2 separate regions of the Homo sapiens genome follow, and region 2 is linked to region 1. A link is an interaction called in ENCODE POLR2A ChIA-PET data of the cell type or tissue named here. Cell type or tissue: PC-9. All regions are shown on one strand. Links, peaks and the distances in the headings refer to the core of each region. The heading gives the core; the rest is flanking DNA. Region 1 has its middle 17 kb from the start of PSD4. Region 2 has its middle 8.3 kb from the start of PAX8.

Region 1 (15,100 bases), core at 4,242-8,241:
CAGAGCGCGTCCTCGCTTTTCTGGAGGACTGCAGCAATTGCCTGCCTAATTCTCCACTGAGAGATCACTCCTGTCCTAGAAAATCTTCACCTGGCACCCTCGTCCCCCATTCTCTAACAATGCCCCTAACTGCCTCTCTCTTCCATTGCTTTAGGGAATGTCCAACGCTGTTATCTGAGACCTCTCCAGCCTCTCCTATGACCACACACAACCACACCCTGACCTATGGCCTCAGCAGGCAACGGGTCCTTCCCTAAATGTTCTTGGCATGTTCATACGTCCTCTTGGACAGCTCCATTTCCTTCCCCAGTCCTCTTCATCCTTCGAGGCTCACCCCATAATGCCAATTCTCCATACAACCTTTCTAGACCAATCCAGTAGGAATTGACTATTACAATAACTCCCTAACTCCAGCTACAGAGTACAATGCAGCAATTAGAAGCAACAAACCAAGAGTACACACTGCAGTCAAATAGATCTTTTAAAAAATAGTGCTGGTGGCTGGGTGCGGTGGCTTATGCCTATAATCCCAGCACTTTGGGAGGCCAAGGAGGGTGGATCACGAGGTCAGGCGTTCAACACCAGCTTGGCCAAGATGGTGAAACCCCATCTCTACTAAAAATACAAAAATCAGCCAGGCACAGTGGCAGGCACCTGTAATCACAGCTACTCGAGTAGCTGAGGCAGGAGAATTGCTTGAACCTTGGGGGGGCGGAGGTTGCAGTGAGTCGAGATCACACCACTGCACTCCAGCCTGGGAGACAGAGTGAGACTCACTCTCAAAAAAAAAAAAAAAAAAAACATAGTGCTGGTTAGCCAGGGATGGTGGCTCACAACTGTGATCCCAGCACTTTGGGGGCCCGAGGCGGGTGGATCACTGGAGGTCAGGAGTTTGAGACCACCCTAGCCAACATGGTGAAACCCCGTCTCTACTAAAAGTACAAAAATTAGCTGAGCGTGCTCACTTGAACCCAGGAGGCGGGGGATGCAGTGAGCCAAGATCGTTGACAGAGCGAGACTCTGTCTCAAAAAAAAAAAAAAAATAGTGCTGGTTTTAAAAAGCAAGAAAAATTTAAGGATTTATAGCACGAAGCAATTGTGACCCCATAAAGACAGGGTCTCATTCTGTTGCTGAAGCTCTAGTACAGTGATGCTATAATAACTCACTGCAGCCTCAAACTCCTGGGCTCAAGTGATCTTCCAGCCTCAGCCTCCCAAGTAGCTAGGAAAATAGGAGTGCACCACCACACCTGGCTAATTTTTTTTATTATTACCTTTTTTTTTTTTTTTTTTTTTTTGGAGACAAGAGTCTTGCTCTGTTGCCCAGGCTGGTCTTGAAACCCTGGCCTCAGGCAATCTTCCCACCTTAGCATCCCAAAAGGCTGGGATTACAGGCATAAGCCACTGTGCCCAGCTCCATAGTGCAATTTATGTAGGGTTAAAAATACATGCATATATAAATCAACATCATATATCTTTCTTAAATACATCCAAATCTAAGGATAAACCTATCATAAATATGTCAGAGTAGCTGTTGCTCATGAGGGTAGGGTTAGAGGGTAAGTGTGAGGGGAAATCACTGGGACTAGGAATGAGAGATGAAGAGGAAATGATAACTCAGTAACAACAACAAAAACCCAATTGAAAACATAGGCCAAGTATATGAACAGTCCACAGAAATACAAATAGCTTGTAAGTCCTGTAACACAACTCACTAGAAAGAAATACCTATTTAAACTATAGCATGATGGCATTTTTCTCATCTGTCAAATTGGGAAGAATAAAAAGTTGATGATACATCAAGTTGGTGGAGCCGAGGGGAAAGCAGCACTCTCCTAAGTACAAAGACATGCATGCCTTCGGAAAGCAGACTGGCAGTAACTTTTAAACCACATTTATGAATTCCTCCTGCTGAAACAGTCACAGAACTGAGATTATATAGGTACAGGTATGCTTAATGTGTTATTGTCTATCACAGCAAACAAATAGAGATGGGGGAAATAGCTTATAAACCCACAGTGCACTGGCTAGATAAATATGGTAGCTCATTCAATGAGATACAGCAGCATATACGTACTTAAAAACGATGAAGGCGGGTGTGGTGGCTGACGACTATAATCCCAGCACTTTGGGAGGCTGGCTGAGGTGGGAGGATTGCTTGAGGCTAGCAGTTTGAGACCAGCCTGGGCAACACAGTGACACTCCCATCTCTACAAAAATTACAAAATTCAGCCTGGCGTGGTGGCGCCTGCTTGTGGTCCCAGCTACTGGGCAGAGGGTGGGCAGGGCAGGGCACTGAGGCTGGAGGATCACTTGAACCCAGGAGGTCGGGCTGCAGTGAGCCATGACTGTACCACTGTACTCCGGCCTGGGTGACAGAGTGAGACCTTGTTTCCAAAAAAAAAAAAAGCAAAGCCGGGCATGGTGGCTCATGCCTGTAATCCTAGCACTTTGGGAGGCCGAGACGGGTGGATCACGAGGTCAAGAGATCGAGACCATCGTGGCCAACATGGTGAAACCCCGTCTGTACCAAAAATACAAAAATTAGCTGGTTGTGGTGGTGCATGCCTGTAGTCCCAGCTACTCAGGAGACTGAAGCAGCAGAATCACTTGACCCAGGAGGCGGAGGTAACAGTGAGCCGAGATCATGCCACTGCACTCCAGCCTGGCAACAGAGCAAGACTCCGTCTCAAAAAAAAAAGAAAGAAAGATGAAACCTGTCTATATGTCTTGAAGCAGAATGATTAAGTATATTAAGTTTAAAAAGTGCATACCTAAGTATTATTTCCTACTATTTATGTTTTAAAAAAAGAAGAAGACAAGGAAGGTATACATACATATATGCTTGTTTACAAATAGAATATGTCGCTCTGAAAGTATTCTCAAGAAATTGCCTCCGAGGAGAATTGGAGATGACAGGACAGGAGAGGGAAAGAGATTTTTCACTGTGTACCTTAAGGGCTGTTTGCATTAATATTTTAAAAAGATTTTTGAATACATGTAAATATTGCCTTTAAAAATATTTTTAAAGAGTGTTAACCTATGTAAGTTCTATCTTTTTTTTTTTTTTTTTTTTTGAGATGGAGTTTCACTCTTGTTGCTCAGGCTGGAGTGCAATGGTGCAATCTCGGCTCACCGCAACCTCCACCTCCTGGGTTCAAGCGATTCTTCTGCCTCAGCCTTCCGAGTAGCTGGGATTACAGGCATGTGCCACCACGCCTGGCTAATTTTGTATTTTTGGTAGAGACAGGGTTTCTCCATGTTGGTCAGGCTGGTCTTGAACTCTTAACCTCAGGTGATCTGCCTGCCTTGGCCTCCCAAAGTGCTGGGATTACAGGCATGAGCCGCTGTGCCCGGCCAGTACTATCTTAAAAACATCTTTTTTAAAGAAGGAGAGAAGTAGAATGTGCTCAAACCCAGCAGCTGTCTTCTCTCTAACCATCTGTTGTCATGCACTATGGACAAAACCTGCCCTCCTGGTCTCATGTAATCCTCCTGCTTTAGCCTCCTGGGCACAAGGCTGAGCCCCGGCTAACTGGATCTGATCCACTGACCTACCGCACCCTATGTAGTCCTCACCCTGCACCCGCATCCTCACCATGGTCTGAGACCAGTATTTGTGGAATATGCCACATGGCCACAACTATTTTATTTTATTTATTTATTTCTTTTTGAGACAAGAGTCTTGCTCTGTCACCCAGGCTGGGATGCAGTGGCAAAATCTTGTCTCACTGCAACCTCCACCTTCGTGGTTCAAGTGATTCTCATGCCTCAGCCTCCCAAGTAGCTGGGAATACAGGCGTGAGCCACCATGCCTGGCTAAGTTTTGTATTTTTCTTTCTTTCTTTCTTTCTTTCTTTCTTTTTAAGTAGAGATGGGGTTTCACCATGTTGGCCAGGCTGGTCTCGAACTCCTGACCTTGAGTGATCTGCCAGCCTCAGTCTCCCTAAGTGCTGGGATTACAGGCTACCACGCCCGGCCAGCCACGACTATTTTATAAAGGGACCAATTTCATTTGCCAACTAGGAGCTTCTCCAAAAGTTAGGGCAGTCAGAAGTCCATTTTGGTGGACAGAATATCTTCAAAATTTGGGCCCAAGGTTGGCTCTCTGACATTGTTACAGCATAGTATGAGAGCACTTGGCTCAAAAATGGCACCAGCTGATGGCAAATTCTGATTCTTCACTTACTACCCATGTAACCTTGGCCAACTTTCTTACTTGCTCTGGGCCTCAGTTTTCCCATCTGTGAAGTGGGATCATAATAGTATAAACTGCATAGACTTGCTGCGGGAATTATTTGTGTTACTGCACACAAGTTACCCAAAGTAGGGCCTGGCATATAGTATGTGTTCAATAAATGCTAATGATTTATATGCTCTTGGGCTGGTTTTTTTTTTTTTTTTTTAAGAAAAACCTGTTAATGAGATCATCTAATAGTTTTAAGGATGAAAATAAAAATAGATTATTGGAATTTTCCCGGAAGGCAGGTTTTTTCTCATCTTTCATTCCCTGGGCATTTATTAGGTTGGTGCAAAAGCAATTGTGGTTTTTGCCATTAAAAGTAATGACAAACGTCACAATTGCTTTTGCACCAACCTAATACTAAATTTGAAAACCTCAGGGTCTGCTGCCCACTTAATTCTCATTGTGTGGCCCCATAATGTTATTATTATGATGATTATTATATTTTATTTTATTTTCGAGGCAAGGTCTCACTCTGTCGCCCAGGCTGGAGTGCAGTGGCACAGTCTCCGCTCCTGCAACTTCTGCCTCCTGGGTTCAAGCGATTCTCATGCCTTAGCCTCCCGAGTAGCTGGGATTACAGGAAAGCGCCAACACTCCTGGCTAATTTTTGTATTTTTAGCTGAGACGGGATTTCACCATGTTAGTTAGGCTGCCCATAATGTTTTGAAGGATGCAGAGTGTGAGTAAGAAAAGCAAATGATACCTCTCCTAGCAAAAGACATGCTCTCCATCTCTGTTGATCACTTCTTGCCCTACTTGGCATAAACTACCAGGCCTGTCCATAAGTTGGAGATTGTAAATCTTCCTGCCACAGCAGTGAGGGACACCATCTGCTTTCCTGGGTGCCTTTGGTCAAGGCTGAGCCCTACCCCAGCCTCCTTTAAGACAAGTCTCTGAGATGCCTGCTCCCCACCCCAGAGCCACACTGACCTCCTCCCTGTTCGTCCAGCATGCCCAGCATTTTCATGCCTCGCTCTGGCTTCAGGGCCTTTGCACTTGCTGTTCCCTCTGCCTGGAATGTTCTTCCCCCAGGCAGTCACATGGCTATGTCCCACATACATTCACGTCTCTGCTCAAATTTCATCTAAGCACAGCCTGTCCTGACTACTCTGTTGAACACAGCAGCCCCTATCAACTTTAACCCCTTAAGCTGCCTTGCTTTTCTTCAGATCCTTCATCTGACACGACATTAAAATTGCTATGTTGTTTATTGTCTGTTTCTCCCACAAGAAATAAGCTCTGTGAGATGCAGGATTGTCTTGTTCACTGATGTATCCTTAAAACCTGGAATAGTGCCTGGGACATACAGGCCTTCAATAAATATTTGTTGAATAAATATACAAATGAGTGAGTGAGTCAATAGACCATGTTTTCTGGGAATCTTAATCTCTGTCTTAGATTTAAGCTTCCCAATAAGAAACATACTCTTAGAGAGGGGCTACTCACCACTAGTTCATTTCTCACTGATCCTTTATAAGCAGCTTATAACTCCCTGCTGATAGGAACAGAGGGCACCTCATTCTGTGCCCCTAGATTTTGAGGACCTGAACATGAGACCATTTTCCCACCTAATTTAGAAAGTCTGTTTGCTACACTTTCTAGTTAAGGCCCAATTTCTCTTATACGTTTCACTGTCATGCCCCATATCCCTCTTTTTGGGAATTTTTCAGTTTTGTGTTTTCAGCATTTATTGCTCTCTGAAATAATGTCATTCAACAGCTTACTTGCTTATTTTCTCTTTCCAACCCATATGCAAATAAGAGCAGTAGTATTCGCAGTGCCTGCATGCCTGATTCGTAGTTGACACTCAGTAAATATCTGCTAGATGAGTGAATGAATGACTCTTCTTTATATGCTTCACATACAGGAAATATCACGTCTGGAAGAAAAGAATGAATCACTTGGCACTACACACTGTCTAAACCTGACCTTGGTGTGTTCTTTATGTAGAGAGTCTCATGGACATCCAATTAGTTGCTAATTAACATTCAATCAGCTCTGGGCCTCGGGAGGGGCCAAGCCTGAGGTTCAAGGGCAGGTGGGGCTTACTTGCCCAGTCTTCACTTTGATACTGGTCCCCTGACCTAGACATGCGGACCATGGACACAGAGGTCTGGCGAGTGCATTGACCAGAGCAGCAAGTCCATCCTGCAGCGTGGAAAAATCCAGCAAAGAACTCACTCACATTCTTAGCTCCATCATCCTACAGAAAAGATGAGCTAGACAATTCTAGAGCCAAAAAGAAATCCTAGAGGGATATGAGTTTGTCAGCTGTGCAGACACTTTTTACCTTCCCAGAAATCTCTCATACTTTCTTGCTAGACACACCTAGGAGGAGGGCCAGCACCCAAGGGGGTAGAGAAGAGCTGCCTGGTCCTCTAGCCCAGTGCAGTCCCGGGGGGGCAGCTCCCACCAAGCCGGGGCCACAGCCTGGCCTGGTCATGAGCACCAGAAACCACTGAGGCACAGGGCCATGACAGATTAGGAGCAAAGCCCTCAGTGTCGCCTGATTCTGACACCTGGATGGCTTTAAGGGCTCCTCCTGCTCGCCAGCCAGCGGGGCTTGGAGCCAGGATCCAACAGCGCGGCTGGAGTCGCCCGCGGCGAGAGAGCCCAGGCTGACTCCTTCAGTGGAGACAGCGTCCCCTTGCCGTCCCAGTCTCCGCCGCTCGGTTAGGCTGGATCCTCAGGGTCCCCTGCTCGCTCTCAACCCTCTCTCCGGCTCCAGGGACCCTAACCCTCAGCGACAGCCGCTCCGCAGGTGCTCGCCGGCGTGGCGAGAGCGCTGCACGGCACACGGTCACCGTCGAGGGCGGCGACGGCCGGGGGTGCCCCCGCCCGGCCCAGGCCTCCCCGTGGTCCCTTACCCATTTCCCGCCGGGCTCCTGCTCCGGCCTCCCGCGGGCCCGCGCGCCCCACGGCCCCGCGCCCAGGCGCCGGCTGGGGGCGGCGAGAGCTGCGGGGCCTCGGCTGCGCGCGCGGGGGGCTGGGCCAGTCCGGCTCTGCGCGCTCGCAGGAGGGACTCGGTTTCCGGGAGCGCAGGCGGGCGGGCGGCGGCGCAGGGCGGGGAGGGGCGGGCTGAGGCCGGGCCGGGGTTGGGGGTGGCGGGGGCGAAGCTGTGGGACTGGTCTGACCGCTGTGGCGCCGGGCTGGGCCGCCGGGCAGGCCGGGTACCTCCTGCGCGCCCCGCACGGCGCCGTCGTCTGGCCTGTGCGCTACCGGGCCGCAGGCTCTGCAAAGCCCTCCGGTTATTTTTCCAGTACCTGAACCGGAAACTGAGGCCCGCCCCAGATACGCGTGAGCCTTGACAGGGACTGTCTGGAGTCCCTACAAACCCCTTGTTCATTTACCATTCACTGGGCACAAGAAAAAGTTGCATTATTTGATTTCCAAATTTCACCTGTCTGTAACTGTTGGCTTACGGTGAACATTCACTAGTTGGTTTGGGGATTGGTGGCACAGAAGCAAATAGCTGTGATTTTACACTCAATCTATTTTAGCAAACATAAGCTCAGAACAGGTTGTCATTGGCGAGACGCTATTATTTTTCAATATCACCCTTGATGGCACTATCTGGTTTCTATTTCTGTAACTATGTAAGGCACCGTATAATGACATTTTGAGTTAAATGATTCCATATTTCCTGTATATTGTGAATAAAAGTTCTCCAGAAGGAATCTTCCAGTAAGCAGTTTGTAAACTGGAGAGGCACAACCTTTATTGTAAAACAAAGGTGCCCTTCCAAAGAACAAAGGGAAGGCTCGGGTTTCATAGCAAATGGTCCCACACAGGTTTCCTGTGCAAATGAAGGTTTGAAATTTGCTTAGTTCTGATTGCTTTACAAGGCCAACTTCTGATCGATCAATACATCTGAGTCCTGACTGGGTGATACAGCTGAGCCCTGATTGGCCAAGGCAGGTGAGCTCTGATTGGTTGGTTCAGGTGAGCTCTGAAAATCCCAGAAACAAGAAGGTGCTGGTTTCCAGAGAGCTCAGCATATGTGACCTTTAGTCAGCAAGTGACCACTTGGCTCTATTTTGAATTTAGACCAATACAGTCCAGTTATTTGACATGTAAAAACGGAAAAATAAAATAAAATAAAACAGATTTAGGCCGAGTTAGCCACTCAGGATCCATCTTGAAGAATTGGCTCTTGAAAGTTCACATTTATTCACAATATCTAGTGAACATTTTAGCTCCCCTAGGAATTGGCAACCTAGAGAGGTCCATTTCTTGATTTGATGCTGCTAAAATGAAGCTGACCAGGCTCTCTACAAGCAGCAACAACCATGATAACACCTAATATTTATTGAGTGCTAGGCAATAAGCTGTCCTAAAACATTTAATCCTCACGGCAACCCTATGAGTTAGGAAGCTTTACACCTCATGAGGAAACTGAGGCACAGAGAGGCTGAGTAACCTGATCAAGGACGCACGGACAGGCAATCAGGCAAGACCCAAAGACCATGCTCTAAATCAGCAGTCTGCAACCTTTTTGGCACCAGGGAGGGACTGGTTTCTGTGGAAGGCAATTCTTCCACAGATAGGGGAGGTGGGAGTGGATGGTGTTTCAGGATGATTCAAGCACCTTACATTTATTGTGTGCACTTTATTTCTGTTATTATTACATTGTAATATATAATGAAATGATTTTATAACTCACCATAATGTAGAATCAGTGGGAGCACTAAGCTTGTTTTCCTGAAACTAGACAATCCCATCTAGGGGTGATAGGAGACGGCGACACATCATCAAGCACTAGATTCTCATAAGGAATGCACAACATAGATCCTTCGCACACACAGTTCACGATAGTGTTTGCACTCCCATGAGAATCTAATGCCGCAGCTGATCTGACAGGAGGTGGAGCTCAGGTGGTAATACAAGCAATGGGGAGTGCCTGTAAATGCAGATGAAGCTTTGCTCTCAATCCCCCACCCCCAACATGGTCCTAACAGGCCATGAACAGGGGATTGGGGACCCTTGCTCTAAATCAATGTGCAACACTACTGCTTAATCTTTTTAGATGGGGATCTGATGCTAGGTTTAATAATCCTATAACTTATTAGTTCATTTCTTCACTCTACAAATATTCACTTCAGTATTCACCTACTGTATATATGCCAAGCACTGGTTAAAACAATGAACTGAAAACTCCAAGAGCTTGCAGCTAGCAGGGAATATAAGCAGTAGTGTGAGGTACACTTGTAAATTGTAAACTTGGGAGGCTGAGTGGGATGTCTTTGAGGGGGGAAATCCTGAAGGAGGGAGCCACAAAGAACAGAAGCCCAACAACTACATGCAAACTCCTTTAAACTCTTGGCAGATTCCTGAATGAACAATGCAAGGAGGAAGAATCTAGATAACCTGAAGGAGATCAATAGTGAGCAGAGATCTGAGCAGTTAGTTACCGTCTCTGGGAAAGTTCCACCATCTGAGAGGGACTTGGTTCTATTGTGCTTTCCACTGAAACCCTAGAATGACCACCCCTTAGCAGGAAAGACTGCATCCCAGCATTAAGGGATATACCCTAGAATTAGGGACAAAACCAAAAGAAATTCATCCAAACAAAGCACAAAACCAAATCTCCACAAAACCAAGGTGAGTTTTCAATAATTTAACTTACTGTTAGAACAAAACTTGACACTCTTCAAAGGAAAATAGAATGCAGAGCATCTACAATGTATCATTCACAATGTTCATCATATGACAAAAAATTATTAGACATTCAAAAAAGCAGGAAAATGTGAGCCATAGTCAAGAGAAAAAAATCAATCGAAATAGACCCACAGGTGACCAAGATATTGGGATCAAAAGACAAGGAATTAAAAAGAAAAACTATGATAAATATGGTTAAAAAACACTTTCAGCAAAATATAGATATAACGGGTAAAGAAACCAGGCATTTCAGCAGAAATATAACCATTTTTTAAATAAAGTGCCAAAAGGAATATAAATAAATCCACATCAATGAAGGCGATATCTGTATCTTTATTACCCCAGAATGAAGAGACATCCCAACTTTTGCCCTCCAGGGGGAAGCCTGGGCAGGTTTGCCAACAGCCCCTGTGTAAGTTCAGGGCCTCCTAATATTAGGGTCCCTTTTTTTTTTTTTTTTTTTTAAGACGGAGTCTCGCTCTGTCACCCAGGCTGGAGTGCAGTGGCACCATCTCGGCTCACTGCAACCTCTGCCTCCCAGGTTCAAGTGATTCCCTTGCCTCAGCCTCCCAAGTAGCTACGATTACAGGTGCACGCCACCATGCCTGGCTAATTTTTTGTATTTTTAGTAGAGACGGGGTTTCACCGTGTTAGCCAGGATGGTCTCAATCTCCTGACCTCGTGATCCGCCCGCCTCGGCCTCCCAAAGTGCTGGGATGACAGGCGTGAGCCGCCGCGCCCGACCAGGGTCCCTTTTCGTAATGTGCTTCACTATGTGTTCAGGTAACATATGGAGCTCATCACAAGTCCCTGTAGAAAGTGGGGCTCAAGGCCGGGCGTGGTGGCGGGCGCCTGTAATCCCAGCTACTCTGGAGGCTGAGGCAGGAGAATTGTTTGAACCCGGGAAGTGGAGCTTGCATTGAGCCGAGATCGCGCCTTTGCACTCCAGCCTGGGCGACACAGCGAGACTCTGTCTCAAAAAAAAAAGAAAAAAAAAAGTGGGGCTCAAGGAGTCTGTGTATTACTGCTGCTGTGAGTAATAAATTGTCTTCCACCATCTTCTATTAGAATCTATGAAATTGTGATGGGTTATCTAGTTAGCTTGCAAGCAGAATAAAAACTCAGACCCTTTCACAGTTACTGACTTAACAGAGATAAAGATAAAACTCTTAAAAGCAACCAAATAAAAAAATGTACATTGCATACAGGAATGACGGATAATTTTTCATCAGAAACCATGTAGGCCAGAGGACAAAATGTTGTTTTGTTTGTTTGTTTGTTTGAGATGGAGTCTTGCTCTGTCTCCCAGGCTGGAGTGCAGTGGTGCAAGCTCGGCTCACTACAACCTCTGCCTCCCAGGTTCAAGTGATTACCTTGCCTCAGCCTCCCAAGTAGCTACGATTACAGGTGCACGCCACCATGCCTGGCTAATTTTCATATTTTTGATAGAGACAGGGTTTCGCCATGCTGTTAGGCTGCTCTCGGACTCCTGGCCTCAAGTGATCCCCCGGCCTCGGCCTCCCAAAGTGCTGGGATTACAGGCGTAAGCCACCAGGCCGAGCCAGAATGGAATATCATCTTTAAAGTGCTAAAAGGAAAAAAGCTAGCAACTTACAGTGACTTTATCCCCTAAAAAATTTGTAAATAGGAAGTAAGACATCTTCAAATAAATAAAATCCGACAGTATTATATGAAAAGTAAATAAATTATTCAAGATAAAGGGAATGATATTAAATAAAAATTATAATCTACAGTGAAGCAATGAAGAGCAGTGGGAATGATAAATATATGGATAAATATAAAATACTTTTTCACGTTTGTATTAAGTTATTTAAAAGTTCATTGACTAAAGCAAAAATAGTAAGATTTTGGGAGATTTGTGGCATTTATAGAAGCAAGATGTATAACAAGAAAAGCACAAAGCACAGAAGGGGAAGAAAAATGGAAGTACATTGTAAGATTTTTATGTTGTGTATGATATTTTATAATATTAATTCAGACTAAAATCCAGTAGAAGATATAAAAATTATCACTGAAAAATAGCTTACCCAAGAGAGGTCAGGGAAGTAAGAAAAAATTAAGAAGAGGGAGGACACATAAAACAAATAGCAAGATAGAAAATGTATCAATAATTACACTAAATACCCTAAATAAAAGATAGACCTGTCAAATAGGCTAAGAAAACAAGACCCAACTATACTGTGTTTACAAGACACACGTTAAATATAAAAACCCAGACTAGTTGAAAGTAAAAGTATAGGGAAAATATACTATATAATATGAATTTTAGACAAAGTAGGCTTTAATACAAGCAAATTACCAGAAATAAAAAAGGTCATATTAAAATGACAAAAGGATCAATTTATCAAGAAGACATAACAAGCCGGGCACGGTGGCTCATGCCTGTAATTCCAGCATTTTGGGAGGCCAAAGCGAGTGGATCACCTGGGGTCAGGAGTTCAAGACCAGCCTGACCAACATGGTGAAACCCTGTCTCTACTAAAAATACAAAAATCAGCTGCGTGCAGTGGCACACGCCTGTAATCACAGCTACTCAGGAGGCTGAGGCAGGAGAATTGCTTGAACCCAGGAGGAGGAGGTTACAGTGAGCCAAGATCCTGCCATTGCATTCCAGCTTGGGTGACAGAGTGAGACTCTGTCTCAAAAGAGAGAAGGAAGAAGAAAAGAAGAACTAGAAGAAGAACAAGAGGAAGAGGAAGAAGAAGAAACATAACAATCCTAAATGTATAGGAATGTAACAACAGAATTTCCAAATATGTCAAGCAAAAATGGAAGCAGAAAACCCACTTAGTTGGACGTGATAAAACCCATTTCTCAATAATTAATAAAACAAATATACAAACAATTATTAAGGATACAGATTTGAACAACATAATTGTTCAACTTGACCAAATTGACATCATATAATATTACACCACCAATGGCAAAATACATATTCTTTTCAGCGGCTCATGGAGTATTCACCAAGACTTATGATTCATGAACTATAGAAGAATCTCTAAATTTCAATGGAAGAAATCATAAGATCCTGACTACCGCGGAACTAAATTAGCAACCCATAATAATATCCTATGTAAGAAAATATTCAAATGTTTGGAAATAAAGCAATGTACTTCCAAATAACTCATAGGTCAAACAAGAAATCACAGGAAATGTGAGGAAATCCTTCAAATTAGAATGGCATAAATATATAAAAACAGATCAATGTAACAGAATTAAAGTGTCCTAATATATATCTACATATCTTTTGACAAAGGTGTCAAGATAATTCATGAAGAAAGAAAAGCCTTTTCAACAAACAGTGCTGGAGCAACTAGAAATATATATGATTAAAAAAATGAACCCTGGGACTTGTATCTAATATATAAATAATACTTATAGCCCAATCATTGAAAGAAGAATTCAATTTTAAAATAGGCAAAGGACCTGAATAGACATTTCTCTAAGGTAGACAAATTACCAATAAACACATGAAAAGATGCTCAACTTCATTAGCAATCAGGGAAACACAAGTCAGAATCACAATAAGGTACTGGATTGGCTATAATAAAAAGTACCTATAATAACAAGTATTGGCAAGGTTGCAAAAAATTGGAAATCTCATATACTTTTGGTAGGTTTGTAAAATGGTGCAGCCACTTTGGAAAACAGTTTGGGAATTCTTCAAAACATGAAACGTAGAGTTTCCGTATGACCCAGAATTTCACTCCTAGGCCTGGGAGGCAGAGGAGGATGGCTATACAGAAGACTTCAACAATCATTCTCCCCACAGGAACACCAAATTTAACAACGATCTATGTAAAAAAAAAAATACCTTCATAAGAACCAAACATCAAGGGCGGGTGCAGTGACTCACCAGCACATTGGGAGGCCGAGGCGGGCGGATCACCTGAGGTCGGGAGTGCGAGACCAGTCTGACCAACATGGAGAAAACCCGTCTCTACTAAAAATACAAAATTAGCTGGGCGTGGTGGCGCATGCCTGTAATCCCAGCTACTCGGGAGGCTGAGGCAGGAGAATCGCTTGAACTCGGGAGGCGGAGGTTGCAGTGAGCCGAGATCATGCTATTGCACTCCAGCCTGGGCGACAACAGCCAAACTCCGTCTCAAAAAAAAAAAAAAAGAACCAAAAATCAGGTGAGCATCACAGTACCTGGTTTTAACTTCATATCACTGAAAGCGGCATTGAATAGGGTAGAAAAGACGGTTTTGAATTACCTATGTCACCCCTCCCCCATCCCCCAGCAGCAGCCATGTGGCACAGGGAGAGAATCAATGAATCAATGAGCATGGAGGAGGGATAGTGCAGTGATTGCCGGACTTTGTATTGGAACCCAGCGATGCCCTGACACAGTGGAAAGCAACACCAAGCAGAACTTAGCTGATGCACACAGAGGGAGCATCTAGACCAGCCCTAGCCAGAGGGGAATCGTCCATCCCAGAGGAAGGAACTTAAGTTTTGGCAAGCCTTAATGTCATGAACTAAAGGTCTCTGGGGTCCTAAGTAAACTTGAAAGGCAATCTAAGCCACAAGGACTGCAATTCCTAGGCAAGTCCTAGTGCTGTTCTGGGCTCAGAGTCAGTGGACTTGGAGAGCACATGACCTGGTGATAGGCCAGATGGGAAGGCCAAGGGAGGGCCTGCATTACCCCTCCTCCAATCCCAGGCAGTGCAGCTCACAGCTCCAAAAGATACTCCTTCCTTCTGCTTGAGGAGAAATGAAGGTATAATAAAGAGGATGTTGTTTTGCAACCTGGATACCAGCTCAGCCATAGTAGGATAGGGCACTATGCAGAGTCCTGAGGCACACATTCCAAGCCCTAGCTCTCAGATGACATTTCTAGATATACCCTGGACCAGAAGAGAAATCACTGCCTTGAAGGGAAGGACCTAGTCCTGGCAGGATTCATAACCTGCCGAGTAATGAGCCCCTGAGCCCTGAATAATCAGCAGCTGTAGGCAGGTAGTATACACTGTGGGCCTTGAGTGAGACTCAGAGCCATGCTGGCTTCAAGTATGACCCAGCACATTCCCAGCTGGGTAGCTATGGAAAGGGACTCCTTCAGCTTGAGAAAAGCAGAGGGAAGAATAAAGGAGGGGACTTTGTCTTGCAGCTTTCAAGTTTATTTAGGACCCCAGAGACATTAAGGCTTGCACCAGGCAGACTCTTGAGGTC
Region 2 (15,100 bases), core at 8,735-12,734, 130 kb before region 1:
CAAGCAACACAGGCTGGGATGAGGATTCTCTTTGATGAAAGAAGAGTGGTCACTCTCTTCGTGAGGATCTAATGGATAATCTCAGGACCTGCCTTTTGCCTGATGGAAAAGAGAACTTCTCTGCAGAGATACAGAAGGAGAAGCCAGTGCTCCAATAGAAACAGAGCAGGGGGAGACAGAGAGAGAGAGTTGGGGAAGAGAGAGAGAGAGAGAAAGGAAGGAAGGAAAGAAGGAAGGAAGGAAGGAAGGAAGGAAGGAAGGAAGGAAGGAAGGAAGGAAGGAAGGAAGGAAGGAAAAGAGATGGCCAGCAGCCCAGTGAGTGACCTTCTGGGTCCTGGTTCTGGCCATTTCTGAAACTCAGCTGCATCATTGACCTTGGGTTCCATAACCCATCTCTGCATCTCTATAACCCATCTCCTATATTTTTTGCCTAATTGGGCCTAATTGGTTGCCATTTTTTCAACTAAAGAGTGTCAGTGAATAGAATACAATTTCCAGAAGACCTTTGGCACTGCTCGTGCTATTATGTCTGCACTGGGTGGAAACAAGCCTCCCTTGTGCAGGGTTGGTATTCCTTGGGCCTCTAGACCCATCAAGACCTTTCTTTTCACCTAAATCAGTTGAGGACCTGTCTGCACTCCACTAAGCCAGCACCTTTCCCACCCCTAGCACAACCCACTCCAGGGTAAGCCCAATTTTATATTCAACAACAAAATCAACAAAACCTTTTAAAAATGTTTTGGAAATGTCCATTTGGAGGTGAAGAAAGCACTATGAGAAAACTGGAGCTTCGGCTCACACTGACCTGTACACACCACCTCACTCCCTCTCACATGGCTCCAACCCTAAAGTGGAATTCGCCTACATGAAAGCTGCCTTCCAGTCTGCTCTCCTACTTCCATATCTTCTCTCTCAACTATTTCTTCTTGGAACACTCAATTACTACTTACTGCTTTTCAATATTTATTGAGAACCTACATGTACCAGGAGCTGTGTAGGTCAGTGGGGACTCAGAGAGGATAAGGCAGTCCCAGGTTCTGGCCTCAGAAAGCTTCTAAGAATGTTCTCCTTGCAGCCCTCAGAATCCCACCACTCACAGAGCTCACTGTTCAGATCCTTGTCCTCATTCCCTTCCCATTCCCAGCCTGCCTGCATCTCCATCAAATTGCACCTGCCCTAAAGATCTATTCCCTGAGGGTCATGCTCTCTGGTTTCTGAGTGATGGCAAGCTCATTGAAGGGTCCAGTGTCTGCTAATAACTCTGCTGAGCCTTTGGCTTAATATCATCACACTACTCCCAACAAAAATATTTGTGTTTTAACACATCTCTAAAGTCACAGTGCCTGAAATAGAGAAGAGACCTGACCTATTGGGTGTCATTTCAAGCAAGACGCTTGTCTTGTTCTTCCAAGTGACCTATTCACGAAGATTCCACTTTTCCTGGGCAAAGCCTGGGGATTCAATCTTGTCCAGATTCCAGTTCCCTTCCTGATGGTGTTCCCCAGTCCCAGAGACAGACTCTGGAATTGGAAGGCCTGGGTCCAAGTCCTGATTTCTGCACACAGTCATTAAATGACCTGACCTTGGGTATGGTGTTTAGCTCATCAGAGCTTCACTTTGCTCATCCGTAAAACAGATCAACAGTTACCTCATCAATTGCTCATGAAAATGATATGAGATAATGTTATTAAATTACTCTGGGATATGAATGCTGCCATTATTTCAAGCAGTCTCCCCGCCTTCCCCCAACTCAGCACAGCACCCGTGGCAAAGGAGATGTGAGACAAGAGAGCTCAGCCCACTCGGGGTGCATGGCTGAGAAAGTGCTAATGAAAGACTTCCATCTTCTAGGTCCTTCACCGGTGGGCAGGGAAGGGGAAGGAGTGACTAAAGACGTGCTGAAAACACACCTCTAATATAAATCCTGAGCTCATCATTCCTTCTCCCGTCCCTGGACCTAGGTCTACCCCAGACCTAGAAGTGTATTAACTGGCTGTCTTTTTGGGCTGACTCCAGACAGCAATGTGGTCCATTAGGTTCCCAGTTCCAGAGGCTCCACAGAGCAAAGTGAGAGGAAATGTTGCCTGCTTTCCTCAGGAGCATCACGGGAGGGGCTGTGGCATGACCTCTGGTGTCTACTCTCTGGAAGACTACAGAATGCTGGTGGCTAAGGGATTCCACACCCCTTCCACCTTTTCGTGCACACTGTTTCCTCCTCTGTCTTTTACATGGGCGTCTACGTCTACTTCTGAGCCCAATCTATGACCCATCCATTCATTCATTCACTATATATTGGCTGTCTACTCTGCATCAGACGCTCTGCATGGAAATGAAACACAGCAACCCCCATTACCACACCCCACCCCCATGATGCCTGTCTCCTAGTCCAAGGAAGAGAAATTTGTAGAAAAGGACCATCCGAACTAGCTTACAGAAGTGAGGGGGGTGGGACTCCTGAGTCAGTCTGGGGTAATGAGTAAAAACTTCAGCAGAACTGGAGAAGCCCTGTTCTGCATCTCCCTTTCCTTATCTGTAAGAATCAGGCCTCCTTCCTGCTCTTGTCCCTTGGTCCCTAAGACCCTGGGGCAGCTGGAAGGGGTGGATGTTGGCCTGGGGATGGAGAGGAACTGGAGTGGGACAGTGAGCAGGCCAGGAGCAGTTTACAGACAAAACCTCAGGTCGGTTGAGGAAGCCAGAACCATGAGACAGAGGCGACTGGAGTCAGAAACAAACACCGTGATCTGGAGTCTCCCAGGTCTGTGTCTGAGCCTCCATCAGAGCGCAAGTACTTGGAGGGAAAGGAGTCTGGTCTCACGCAGTCAGCTTCCTCTCCTGAATGGGAAAAGATGGACCTGGGAGACCAGCTGGCTGGGGTTTAAACCCCAGGCCCGCCTGCCACCATCTACATGGCCTTGGTGAATTTGCCTGATTACCTTAAGCATCAGAATGTTCATCTAAGAAAACAAACAAAAAACATTTGTAAGGATCTGCCGCTGACAGTTCGTGTCCCGCTTTTCTCTAACAAGCAGTGCCACTTCGGGTGAAACATTCCTGCAGTTTTTAACCACCTGCTACCTGATGTCATAGTCCTTTGTGTAGACACCAATACAGATTCCTCCTGAGGAGCTATGAGTTCCAGGCAGGAGTTGTGACTGTCCTTCCCTGGAATACCCATGGAACTCAGTCCAGTGTCTGGAGCACGTAGGTGATCAGAAAACAGCTGTCTTCCTCCTTCGTTCAGCCCATGGAGAGGCGGGCTGTGAACGCGCTTTGCCAGGGGAGGATGGGGAACCTGCTGCGCCTCTCCTCGCGCCGGAGGCCCAGCCCTGCGGGGCGGAGGGGCTGGAAACCTGACAGCTCCAGCCCCGTGACAGCCGCCGCCTGCGGAGTCCCAGAGGGCAGCGCCGGGAAGCAGAGCGCGCGCTGGGCCCTGGTGTCCCGGGACGCTGCACGACGACGCTCCGTTAACCTCCTGGCTCGTTCTGATACTGAGGCTGCATAAAAAGAAGGATCCCATGCAAATGAAGGCCAGTGTAGCGGAAGGCTAAATACTTTTAATTAAAGGAAGGCACCTGGAGACCCAGCCGCTGGGAGGAGAGAACTAGAGCAAGTCCGCTGTGCTCTGGGCGGGGAGGGGGAGAGACACCCTGGCCCTGGAGGGCTCGCCGTTCCTCCAGGGCCCTTCTCCTCTGCTACCCCACCCCTCCTCCCTACTCCTCCCACCTTCAGCAGGCAGAGGGGACAGGAGGTGGCCTGACCCAGAGGAGTTAAGGGTGTGGCTTGGGCGCCTGGAGGAGAGGGGACTTTCTGTCCTTTGGAACAACTCTGACATTGTGCCTCTGACCCAGAGCCCTGGGGACTCAACCCTCAGACCCCGATCTGAAGGTGCGGAAGGAGAAAGTGATTGTCCCCAGGCCACTAGGCAAGTGAGAAACACTCAGGCTTCCCAGGACTGCCAGCATCAGGGCCTTCTTGCTGCCCCGCTGCAAATTCTAGGCAGCAGCGAAGCCAAGGATAACACCTTGGGGAGCCTTTAGAGCACTCGCATTTCTTCTTCATCATCACCCGCATGACTAAAATTTGCAGAGCCCTTATAACAAGCCCTGTGCCATGCCTTCATCATCTCATTTAATCCTCACACAACTCCTGAAATGAAGGTGTTCTCATGATCCCCATTCCACAGGTGAGGTCACTGGGGGTCCAGAAGGGCTAAATCACCTGTAAGGTCCCACAGTAACTTGCATAGAGGAGTCTCCAAGACAGTCCAACTCAGAAGTTCAAGGTTGCAGACCTTTTTCCTTAGAGATAAGGCACCAAGAATGGTGAAAATGTTGGACACACCGCACTTTGGACAGCATCTGACACATAGTTGGTGCTTGCTCACAAAGTAGGTGTTCAGTCATTGCAGTGGCCTCCTCCTTTAGCCAGACCTCCCTTCCCATGGTCGGGGTGAGTGTGTGTTCCCCTGGAGGATGACTCTGGAGAGACAAAACATGGGACACAGAGACCACCTGCTGGGCCCCAAGAGCCAGGGTCAGGGTCAAGGGCATCTCAGATGCCTGGGTCCTGACTTCTAAACCAGTGTCTTTCCTGCAAGTGAAGATGGGAAAGGGTGAGTGCTGGCGCCATCTCTTCCTCTCTCTTTGAGGAAAGGTATGATGAGGATTGGGGATAAAGCAGAACTGATATCTCTGAACCTATAACTAATATCCAGAACCCACAATGGCCCTGGTTGGCTTTAAGCTTCTTGATTCGGATTCACCTTTTTTTAGTACTCACTACATGCCAGGCACTCAAATATCTTGCAACGTACCAAGCAAAGGTATATCCTTATTCACTTGCCTTTTAGAACCAAGGTTCCTATGGACACCAGGCACGGTGACTCACACCTGTAATCCCAGCGACTTGGGAGACCAAGGCAGGAGGATGGCTTGAGCCCAGGAGTTTGAGACCAACCTGGGCAACATGACGGGACTCATTTCTACTAAAATAAAATAAAATAAATTTGCTGGGTATGGTGGTGTGCACCAGTGATCCCAGATACTCAGGAGGCTAAGGCAGACAGATTGCATGAGCCCAGGAGGTTGAGGCTTCAGACTGCAGTGAGCTGTGATCACACCACTGCACTCCAGCCTGGGTGACAGACTGAGACCCTGTCTCAAAAAAAAGGTTGCTTTAGTCAATTTGGATTCTACGTCATCATGCCATCTCCTTTGGGGTTACTTATAAAGAAAAAAATAAACGGCCCAAGCAGGGACTTCCTTGCAGTAACTGAATGGTCCTGTGGAGTGAAACCTACCAGTGACCTTGGCCTGAGTGTCAACAGGGTACAAAGCCCTGTAGAACTCCTTGCTCCTAGAAGGACAATAACCAACACAATCTTGGACAGATCAAGAGTTCAGTAGCACCAAATCCTTGTCTAATGGTCTGCTGAGAACCAGTTCTGGGAAAGAAGATCTTCAAGAACGGATAGTGACTTGATGGGAATTTCTGGACCCAGTCATGACAGAAGAGAATCTTTTGGACTTCTGAAAAATCAGCAAGTGCTCAACAGTCTTCACCAAGCAAAGCAAATGTTGGAGGACAATAGTCAATGCCAATGTCATCAGGAGTCAAACAGTGATGATCTTGTCTACCACTCCTCATAGGGCCTGAAGCTATAAAGCGGTTATTTACTCCTTCTCCCATCTACTTCTCCCTGGATCTCAGCGCAGGCCAGAGTAAGACAGTCCCACAGAAGTGACCTCATCCTCCCGCAGGGCCATTAGAACAATACCTCCCCCTTCAGGGCACCTGTAAATCAGGGCCCCAAAAGGGTCTGGCAGTGCTGGAATGAGGTGTGGCTTGGCAAGGAGACCTGCATGTTTAGTACAATGGCCTGATTGTGTGGATTGTTCCAACCCAGCAGCGCTCAAGTGGTCACATGTTCCCTGGGCAGCAGGTGCTATAACCTTTGCCCAGAGATTTGGAGCCTTTGGTGGTGAGACTGAGTGCCGATGAGGAGGAGACTGGTCTGGCTGTCTCCCACTGCCTTTGGGATCTGGGGAAGTCACTCCCTGACCCTGCCCATGGTCTGTGCCCAATTCTCACCCATATTCTACTCAGAGGGTCCTCAGCTATCCAGAAAAAAGAGAGAGGCAGGCAGCATGCCCAGGTAAACAATAAAAGGCTACTGAGTTTCTGCTTCTGCCACTAGCTGCCAAGAACCAATGAGGGGCAGGCACAGCTAAGACTTCAGTCCAGTGTTTATCTTATTAACTGCTGTGTGCCCAGCACCCAGCACCACACCATCACAATGAGGTCATTGTGTTACCCTTGCCACTCAGTCATTCCATCGAACACTTGTGTAAGCACAAGCTTTTACTGAGCATTGTCTCTGTGCCAGACACTGTTCTAGGCACTGGGGATACAGCAGTAAACAAAACTACCAAGAATTCCTGCCCTCATGTAACTTACCATCTACTAGGGGGAGATAGATGACAAATAAATAAGCGAAGCAGACAATATGTCAAATGGTGAAGAGAAATAAAGCAGAGAGAAAGGAATAAAGCCGGTGGCGGCGTGGTGGGGGAGGCAGCGTTGGTTTGCAATAGGGGGACTGGAGAAGAGTTCCCTGAGAAGCTGATCTTGGAGCCAAGACTTGGAGGTGAGGGATCAAGCATCCCATCAGCCCATCTATGGCAATATTGGTCCTAGACCAGCATCCCCTCCTCAATTCTCTGATCTGACTGTCATCAAACAGAAACTTCCCCTGGGCCACTGGAAGATTTTGAGGTGGGAGGAGTTATATCTGCTTGCAGTGACTACTGGGCTTGGGGAAGCTGAAGCTCACCAAAGGACATGGGAGGATAGGATGGGGCTTACACTCATTCTGGTCTTCACAGGGCTGCAGCCCATCACCACCAGTCAAGGATAGAACTGAGAGTCAAAAGCTGACTATGACAATATTTCCCCACTCATCCCCATCACCACTTCCCTCTATCCTCAGGGCTGCCATCATCCCTTAGAATTATGGGAACACAGTGCCCCACCAACACACCACCCTGCCTGCAGCCTGGCCTCCTCCAATCCATTCGCCACACTGTAGCCAGAAAGAGCTTTCCAAAACATGTCTGTTCCTTCACTTTCCCCAGCTAAGATCCCTTTGCTTTTTAGTATAAAGTCCAAATTTCTCAACATCCTACAAAGATTTTTGTGATCTAACGCAACACACTTTCCCAGACCCATCTCTCAGCTCTCACTGCAGATACACACACACACACACACACACACACACACACACACACGCACATACAAACATGCACTCTATTACTGTATTTTTATCTCCCACTACACTGAACTCAGTTCCCTAAATGTACCTGGCCCTCTCTGACTTCTGGACCTTTTTCTGCCAGTACCAGAACATTCCACCTTTACCTTCACATTCTCACATTTGCCTGGTGGATTCCAACTCTTCTTTCTAGTCTCTGCTTAGAGGTCTCTTTTTCTGGACAGTCAAGACTCTGTGGGGTACCCTCACTGCTCCCCGCACCTCCCCCTCTACACTCCAGCCACATTACAGCATGAAGCACACCTCCCTACCAGGATCTGTTTATTTGTTCCATGAGGACATGGTTCTTGTTTCAGTCACCACTGTGTTCCCAGGTCCTAGTAGATAGTCCAGCACTTAGTAGATGCTCAGTAAATGCTTGTACAGCTAAATACATCAAAGGAGAGGAAGACAGGAAAATAGAAAGGGCTGTCCTGGTAAAGGAACTATGGCCCTATATTGATCATCATAATTGCCTCATCGCTTACTTTTCTCCATTTCTTAATAGTTAACAAATCATTTTCATGTCACCCTGCTAATGAGATGTGGCTGTTACATGTATAGTTTTACTAAGTGTGAGAAACCTGAGAATTTGAGGTCACACTGCTCAGAGCAGGGCGGTATCACGAGCCCAGGTCTCTCTGACTTTGAGTCCAGGGTGCTTTCCAGAACTCACAAATCCTTGGGCTCTAGAATGGAGAGACTAAGTTTCAAACATGGCAGTACAGCTATCTCTTGAATCCTGAACAAGAAACCATAAGACTGAACTCAGTCACCTAATTTGACCTGTCAAAGTGGCTTGAGGATCTCAGGGGGTCGACGTGTACCCTCTCTTTATTTCCTGGTTACCTGTGGGCAGTCAAGGCTCCTTTCAGGAGCAGGAGCATTACCTAGTCAGGACGCGCATCCTAAACTTCTGTACACCTTGGTCACTGCCTGGAAAATGGCAATGGCCCTGGACTGGGGAATCTCTCCAGGTACTCCCTTCTTACACTTCCCTACCTGCTTACCTTTAATCTTTAAAGGGATATTCAAAAGCTGCAAAAAGACAAGACAGACTAGGTTTAAGGGAAGCCAACTTGTCCATATTCATTCTAAAGGTGCCCAACCTGTACTCCCACAGTTCCATTTGTCACTTCTCATCTCTCCAGGAAAATATTTATGCATACAGTTCATTACAGAACAATCTTTTTTTGTGGAGTACACTATCTTGGCTCACTGCAACCTCCACCTCCTGGGTTCATGGGGAAACTGAGCCTGGAATGCCATGGCTCTGGAAGCCATGGGAATGGTGTCTTCTATTCTGGATTCTGCTCTCCAGAGCCACAGGTCTCTGGTAGCATGCAACACTCTCTCAGAACTCAGAGGGTTCTCAGACAGTAGAACTTGGCAGCCCATTGAGCTGCTGGAGTAGGCTCTTGTCTGTGACTGTAGTCTTGGACACCGTAAGAGCAGACTCCTGAGCCCCAGAGAGTGCACACTCAGATCCAGGATGGAAGGGAGGAATCAGCTCACTCACACCTGAGAGACCACCTCCTCAGGTTGCCCTCATTGCCCCTTCTCCCCAGCCGCCTTGCCCCGCTGCCATTTTTGGGACCTCTCTCTCTCTCGGTATCCCTGGTATAATGACTGTGACACCACACCAAGGTCCATGAGCAATGCTTCTCTGACATCTTTCTTGTGGCTAGTTCGACTTTCAGCCACTAACGTTTATTGAGCACTCACTGTGCTACAAACACTTTGTCTGCCTTAAATATCATAATATCTTACGAGAGAAGTACCATTATTAGTCTCAGTCTTCAGACATAGAAACTCTGGCTCAGAGAAGTTGAGTGATTGGCACAAGGTCACACAGCCAGTATGAGAATGTGCCAGGGTTCCGGCTTTGGCCACCAGATTCCCAGCCCAGCAGTGTGACCCCTATGGTCTCTCTGCATTATGGAAGAAAGTGTACCAGACCCCAAATAGGAAAAAAATCATTCTCTCAAGACTCTAGGCCATCTTCACTGGAGCAAGTGATTCTACTTAAAAAAATAAAATCTCAGAGCAGATGGGATCAAAATCTATAAAGTGCAGGGAATGTGGACAAAGTGAACAGAAATTACCACGGACACAGCACACTCCAGGAGGTTCAAAGGAGTGGTGTTTGGAACAAATAATAGGAAACGCTATGTGACATAAAATATGGTAGGCCTAAAAATAGAAAGAATTTTAAAACAAGTTTAGAAAATGTGTAAATGGATGACTCACTCATTCTTGCCACAAGTGTGTTCTGTGTCTGTGCTTTGCAAGCACAGTAGGAGTTCAGTCGGAGAGCGATGGGATTCACCATGATCCCAGCCTTTGATTTCCTTTACATCCTTTCAGTTACCTACCCACCCTGTGGGCCTAAAAATCACACGTCTCGTTACTGGGGTCAAGCTTCTTCTCAACAGTCCACTAGTGGCCCCTAACACTGACACTGTTTTTTAAGTTTATTTTCTAGTTTATTCTAATGCTTCCTTGGAGTTATTACAGTTGTCCATGCCTTGGAGCTACTCCATAGGGTAGTGAAGAGAATGCTGGTTCAGGTGTTAGATGGACCTGAGTTCAGATCCTGCTTCTGCTGCTCAGCAATTGGGTGACCCAGAGCACCCTCTGTGGCCCAGTTGCCTTAAAGCCCTGGCTTCACTGGGTGTTGTGAAAGATAAATGGGGCTGTGTATAAGGCACTCCACAGTTCCTGGCATTAAGTAATACTTAGTAAATAACAGTAGTAGTAACTGTTGTTATTAGAAGGAAATACCATGCTTAGCATTCTCTTGGGGTAATGGTATGTCCACCCTGGTGTGGGGGCCATGAGTAGCAAGGATAGCCACTGAAGCATAGAAAGGAAAACGGGGCTCCAGACCCCTAAGCCCTCAAGTCTGCTCCTTCAGATGCAGGGAAGGCAGGCACTGTGTGGTCCACAACATGACACAAGAGGACACAGCCCTGTAGTGAGCCTAGCCCCATGAAGGAGTGGGCGAAGCACCCAAGTTTACTGCACTCAGAATGTGCCAGAAGCCCTCCTGGGGTAAGCAAAAGGCCAGTTAGATCTCTTGAATCTTCTCTATGCCTCAACCTCGTTCCCTTGCCCCACTCAAACCTGCAGAGTCTCTGGTCCCTTCACCAGGCCCCTGGGCACTGCCAGGAGCTGGGGAGGATAGGCCCTATTCCGTGGTTTGTGCCCACAGCAGGAACTGCTGGCATTCCAAGGCCATAAAGAACAAAAGCCAACCCTGAATCTGATGAAAAGCCCTGGGCCTGGGTTTTTTCCTTGGCACTTCCCCAAGAACAGCTGTCAGGAAGGCAGCCACTCCAGGGCCCTGGCACTGGTCTGAGAGGATTCCTGCGTCCTGACTCCTGCTGCTCTGGGCTGGACCACAGGGGCCTAGCTGAGGGGAGGGCATTCCTGCCTGGTGAGCTGCTCTCCTCTCCCGTGGTAGGAAAGTTTTCCAGCCTTGGGGGTCTGACCTCACCCTGGCCACTCCCTGGGTTCCAGAAACTTCCTTCCTGAGGGGAAGGGGCAGGTGTGGAGAGTAGCAAAAACTAGGCTGAAGTGAGTAGAATTTATAATATTTAAGGCAAAGCCTGAGTCACTGGTGCTTTATTTGGCCACCTAGTTGGCTGTCTGCTAGCTGGGTGGCCTTGCTCTCTACTTACCTTCCCTAGAATCCAGTTTCCTCATCTGCAAGATGGGTTGCCAAAAGGGTCTAGCTCATTTTTTCTAACTTAAAAAAAAAAAAAAAAAAAACTATGATTACTAGAGAAAAAAATTGAGCTGTGTACGTCAATCCTTTTATCTCCCTCTGTCACCTTCCTTTTTGTGTCCCCAGGAAGTTTTTTTTCCACCCATTTGTAAGTACCAGGGTCTCCTTCCAGAAGCCCAGGCAACTGCTGCCAAAGGCTGTGGGGTGGGCAAAGAGCCCAAGGGACAAGTGCCCAGGACACATCCCTACCCAAACCAACTGGACAAATGCCACCAGTGGTTTCTTCCAAACTGCCCTCGGCAGCCCAACCAGTGGCTCTTTTCCTTTCACCTGCCAGGACCTATATTTCTATTTCTGAGTTTTCAAAGCCTAGGGAGGTGGAGAACCTGGAATAATTAATGATTGATTTTCAGGCACTGCCACCAGGAGGCCCCAGGGCAGGCTGTCGGCCATTTCCTGAGTGCAGGGACAGGGTTGAAATCCCACGTGGCTTCGGCAGGATTGGGCAAGTCTGTGAGGGGAGAGGGTGGAGCGAAAACTGCCAGTGCCCTGAACACTTCTGCCCTCTGCAAAATGATGAAGTCGCTGCTGGAAGTTCTGCTGGGGTGCTGGCCTTCTGCCATTGACTCTCCCCTCTCTCTGGGTCAACGAATGTTAATTGCTGCCCTCACAGACACCCCTGCCCCACTGCTACCCTTGCACCCACGCCTGCACCCACAGGCACGGGCTCACTGGCCCTTTCCTCTCCAAGGCTCCTTTGGGAAAGGATTAAAGGAACCGACTTCCACAGCAAAACTTTAGGGACATTTTAACTTTGCCCTCTTTGGATGTATTCCTCTGCCTTTGTTGTCTAATAATAATTAACTTTTGTACAGAGGTGTAGTTTTCAAAGGGCCTTCACATTCATAATTTTATTCGTCCTCACAACAAAGCTACGAGGTGGGTCTGACCCTCCCCAGCCCCCCGTCTATATCCACATCATGCAGAAGGGGAAACTGAGGTTCGGGCAGAAGAAATCATCCCATTCTACACAATTAGGGCTGGAACACTCACCTCTGATGCAAAGTAGAGAGCTGCTGTTTTCTTCCTGAAGGGATGTACTTTAGTCCCAACAATGGTTCGTTACGTAGGGGAAGTGGCATGGTGGCAAGTAAGCCAGGAGGATTGTTGGGAGCAGTGGTCTTCCCTCGAGGCTGGTCTCTGGGCATTGTGCCCAGAGAAACCAGGGTACATAGGAGTAAGAGGAAGAGCTCATGGACCTACTGGAGTTCAAGGGTCTCAGTCACCTGAGCCAGCAGGTAGAATGACCCAAGTGTGCAAACAATCACCCACCCAATAGTCAGTTGAAACACGGCAGCTTATAAAAGACCCCCAAACCATCCCACTCCCACACTCTAATCAGCTAGGATGACCAATTCATCCTGATTTGCCCGGGAAAGTCCCAGTTTTAACTCGCATCTAGAAAACACTGTTGGTTTTCGTCCAGGGCAAACCAGGGCACTTTATTACCCTACCACCAGCCCAGTGCATTACAGCTGAGTCCAGAAAAGAAAGAACATCTTTTGAAGGCTCAGCAGATCAGCATAGAATTAAACAAATTGTGGGATATTATGCAAATTCAAAAACCACTGTAGTTAGGCAATTACCTAGGATTGTTGGAATGTTAAACCTGAAAGAATGTTCATTTCCACAAAGAAACGCTCAGATCTGCGGCCAGATCTCTTGCATTTTCAAAGGCAAGGCAGAGTTAGTCTCTCGTCTCTACTTCTGTATTTTGATATTGGCAATGAATTACATTTTCTCAAAAAAACACTGAGTTTAAAAAAATTATAACTAGTTGCCAGTTGATAATATTGCCACAAAAGCCTTATGGGCCTCAAGCCTGAGAAGAAAAGTTGGCAAATGAGGTATTCATTTTAAAAAGTGAGTTCTAAGGCCTGGCCAGGCACAGTGGCTCATGCCTGTGATCCCAGCACTTTGGGAGGCTGAGGCAGGCGGATCACTTGAGGTCTGGAGTTCGAGACCAGCCTGGCCAATGTGGTGAAACCCCGTCTCTACCAAAATATAAAAAATTAGTCAGGCATGATGATGCATACCTGTAGCCCCAGCTAGTCGGGAGGCTGAGGCAGGAGAATCACTTGAACCCAGGAGGTGGAGGTTGTAGTGAGCCGAGATCATGCCACCGCACTCCAGCCTGGGTGACAGAGTGAGACTAAGTCTAGAAGAAAAAAAAAAGAGTTCTAAAAGTCCCATTGAAAGTCTATTAGTCACAGTGCAAATTTATTTTAAAATTTCAAATATCATCATAGGAAGGCATATGATTTTTATTCTTAACTAAAAGCATCATGGATTTTAAGTTTGAAAAAATACTGTGATAATAGGTGATTTTAAAAATATATGTATTTCAAACCTTTCGTTTTGCAGAGGAGGAGACTGATGCCAAAGAGACAGAGTTAAAGCACCAGTTAATGACATTTCCTTGGCCTTGGTCTCAGAGAATTAGGAAGTACCAAGGAACCCAGGCCTGATTTCTGATTCTAATTAGAAGCAGGGTCAGTCCAGGAGGCCTGTGTTTATCTCTGCAGCAGAAGTTCACTGCATTCTCACTTCTTGCTCGTCCTAGATCTTCTCTGCTGAGTCTTCTGGTCACCTGCTATGTCACCTGCAGTCTGGAGAAGAGGTACTGTCAAGGTGTGGGGTGTGTTTTTCCCTGAGGAGTAACCTTGAACAGTGCACATTGTTTTTACCTTGAAATGAAATTTTAAAGATAAATTTATACATGGGACAGGAATGTTCTGATAACTTGCTGGATTTGTCCTCTAAGAAATTTTGCCCAAAAAGGGGATAGGAAAGGGAGAGGGTTCATTGCTTGGGCAGAAAAGATGTGCACAGGCAAGAATGATTGCATGAGAGTCAATGGTTATTGGTACGTATCAGAACCTTAGATTGGGTAGAATCTCTAAGGTTGTCAGAGCTGTTTGAAATGAGGGCGTATTAGATTCACCCTGGAGCATTGCCTCCCTGGTGGGAGGGAATCCTGGGTGGACAAAGAGAGTTTCTGCTGTGGCTGCCACACTCCACACCTCCCCTGCAGCAGGACACAATCCAGGGCAGCAAACTGGCCCATGGGGTCCGGAGGACCTATGCCAAGATCCATTTCCATCCCAACACCCTTGGATTGTCTCTCTCTGGGAGGGACTGCCAGAGAAGTTAGGGATCTGGAGCTTTGAAAACCACAGAGATATTTAAAATTACAATTTTAGAGAAAGATTTAAAATGATGAAGCACCAACTATTTTTGTTTACAGCCCCTCTTTGCAAATGTGGAGGAAACATGTAGGGATACACATCTTCTTCTCTCTTTTTTCACAAGATGATTCATTTCTCCTAAATTGAGAAATGAGAAAGACTGGGTGGAAGGAGGTTGTGGATTGACATGAAAGAGAAAACTTTTTTAATTCAGAAAAATAGTTCATGTGTTTTCACACACGTGTACATATGTGCATACACACACACACACACACACACACACACACATCCAATCCCCCTGAATATCCCAGTTTCCCCTGCACCTTCCTTGCCCCCCTCCCACTGGCTTCTTAGCCTCCTGTCCCAGAACAACCCCACCAGGCCTGCAGAGCCATCACTGAAAAGGGCATGGCTGTCCTCTAGACTGTAATCCTGAGTCCAGAGGTCTGGCCAAAGATTGGAGGAGCATCCAGGCCTTGACCCCCAGGCCTGCCAGTGTTCCAGGACATTTGCTCACTCATACCCACTCACAATCTTACGTGTACCCCGGTTCCCCGACTGAGAGAACTATGAGGAAGGAGGGGGCAGCTTTTGCCATCACTAAGGTAAAGAGGTGCCAGGCAGCTCTGCTCGGTCCCAGGGCTCACCAACCCTGCCATCATTCCCACCAGTGGACCCCTTCTTAACCACACCCAGGCCCCCATATTGCTGAGGCTATTGATTCCTACAGACCAGGCCAGAGGTCAGCTCAGTCCTGTTCCTTTCTAAGGCCTTTCCACACAGAGATGAAGTCTAGGCCCTCAATGCCCTTCC

The links. ChIA-PET counts read pairs that join two places held together with the same protein. Peaks named below come from ENCODE experiments on the same cell type or tissue, not always from the same donor. Only the 100,000 strongest peaks of a DNase experiment are listed, where the experiment ranks them.
Region 2: POLR2A ChIA-PET joins it to region 1 with 16 read pairs; 4 of 35 experiments call an interaction of 5 or more read pairs at or near these places.

What each region holds. Positions count from the first base shown.
Region 1 is chr2:113,149,549-113,164,648 of GRCh38, reverse strand. No RefSeq gene overlaps it. Among named protein-coding and RNA genes, the nearest start is that of PSD4, 17 kb to the left of the region's middle. RefSeq lists silencers at 1,483-1,777, 7,058-7,587. In PC-9, for the core only: no CTCF peak of the experiment used is centred there; DNase peaks (open chromatin) are centred at 6,098 and 7,348; H3K4me3 peaks cover 2,387 bases; H3K27ac peaks cover 2,296 bases.
Region 2 is chr2:113,279,632-113,294,731 of GRCh38, reverse strand. No RefSeq gene overlaps it. Among named protein-coding and RNA genes, the nearest start is that of PAX8, 8.3 kb to the right of the region's middle. In PC-9, for the core only: CTCF peaks have their summits at 11,211 and 11,410; DNase peaks (open chromatin) are centred at 9,601, 10,691 and 11,511; H3K27ac peaks cover 4,000 bases.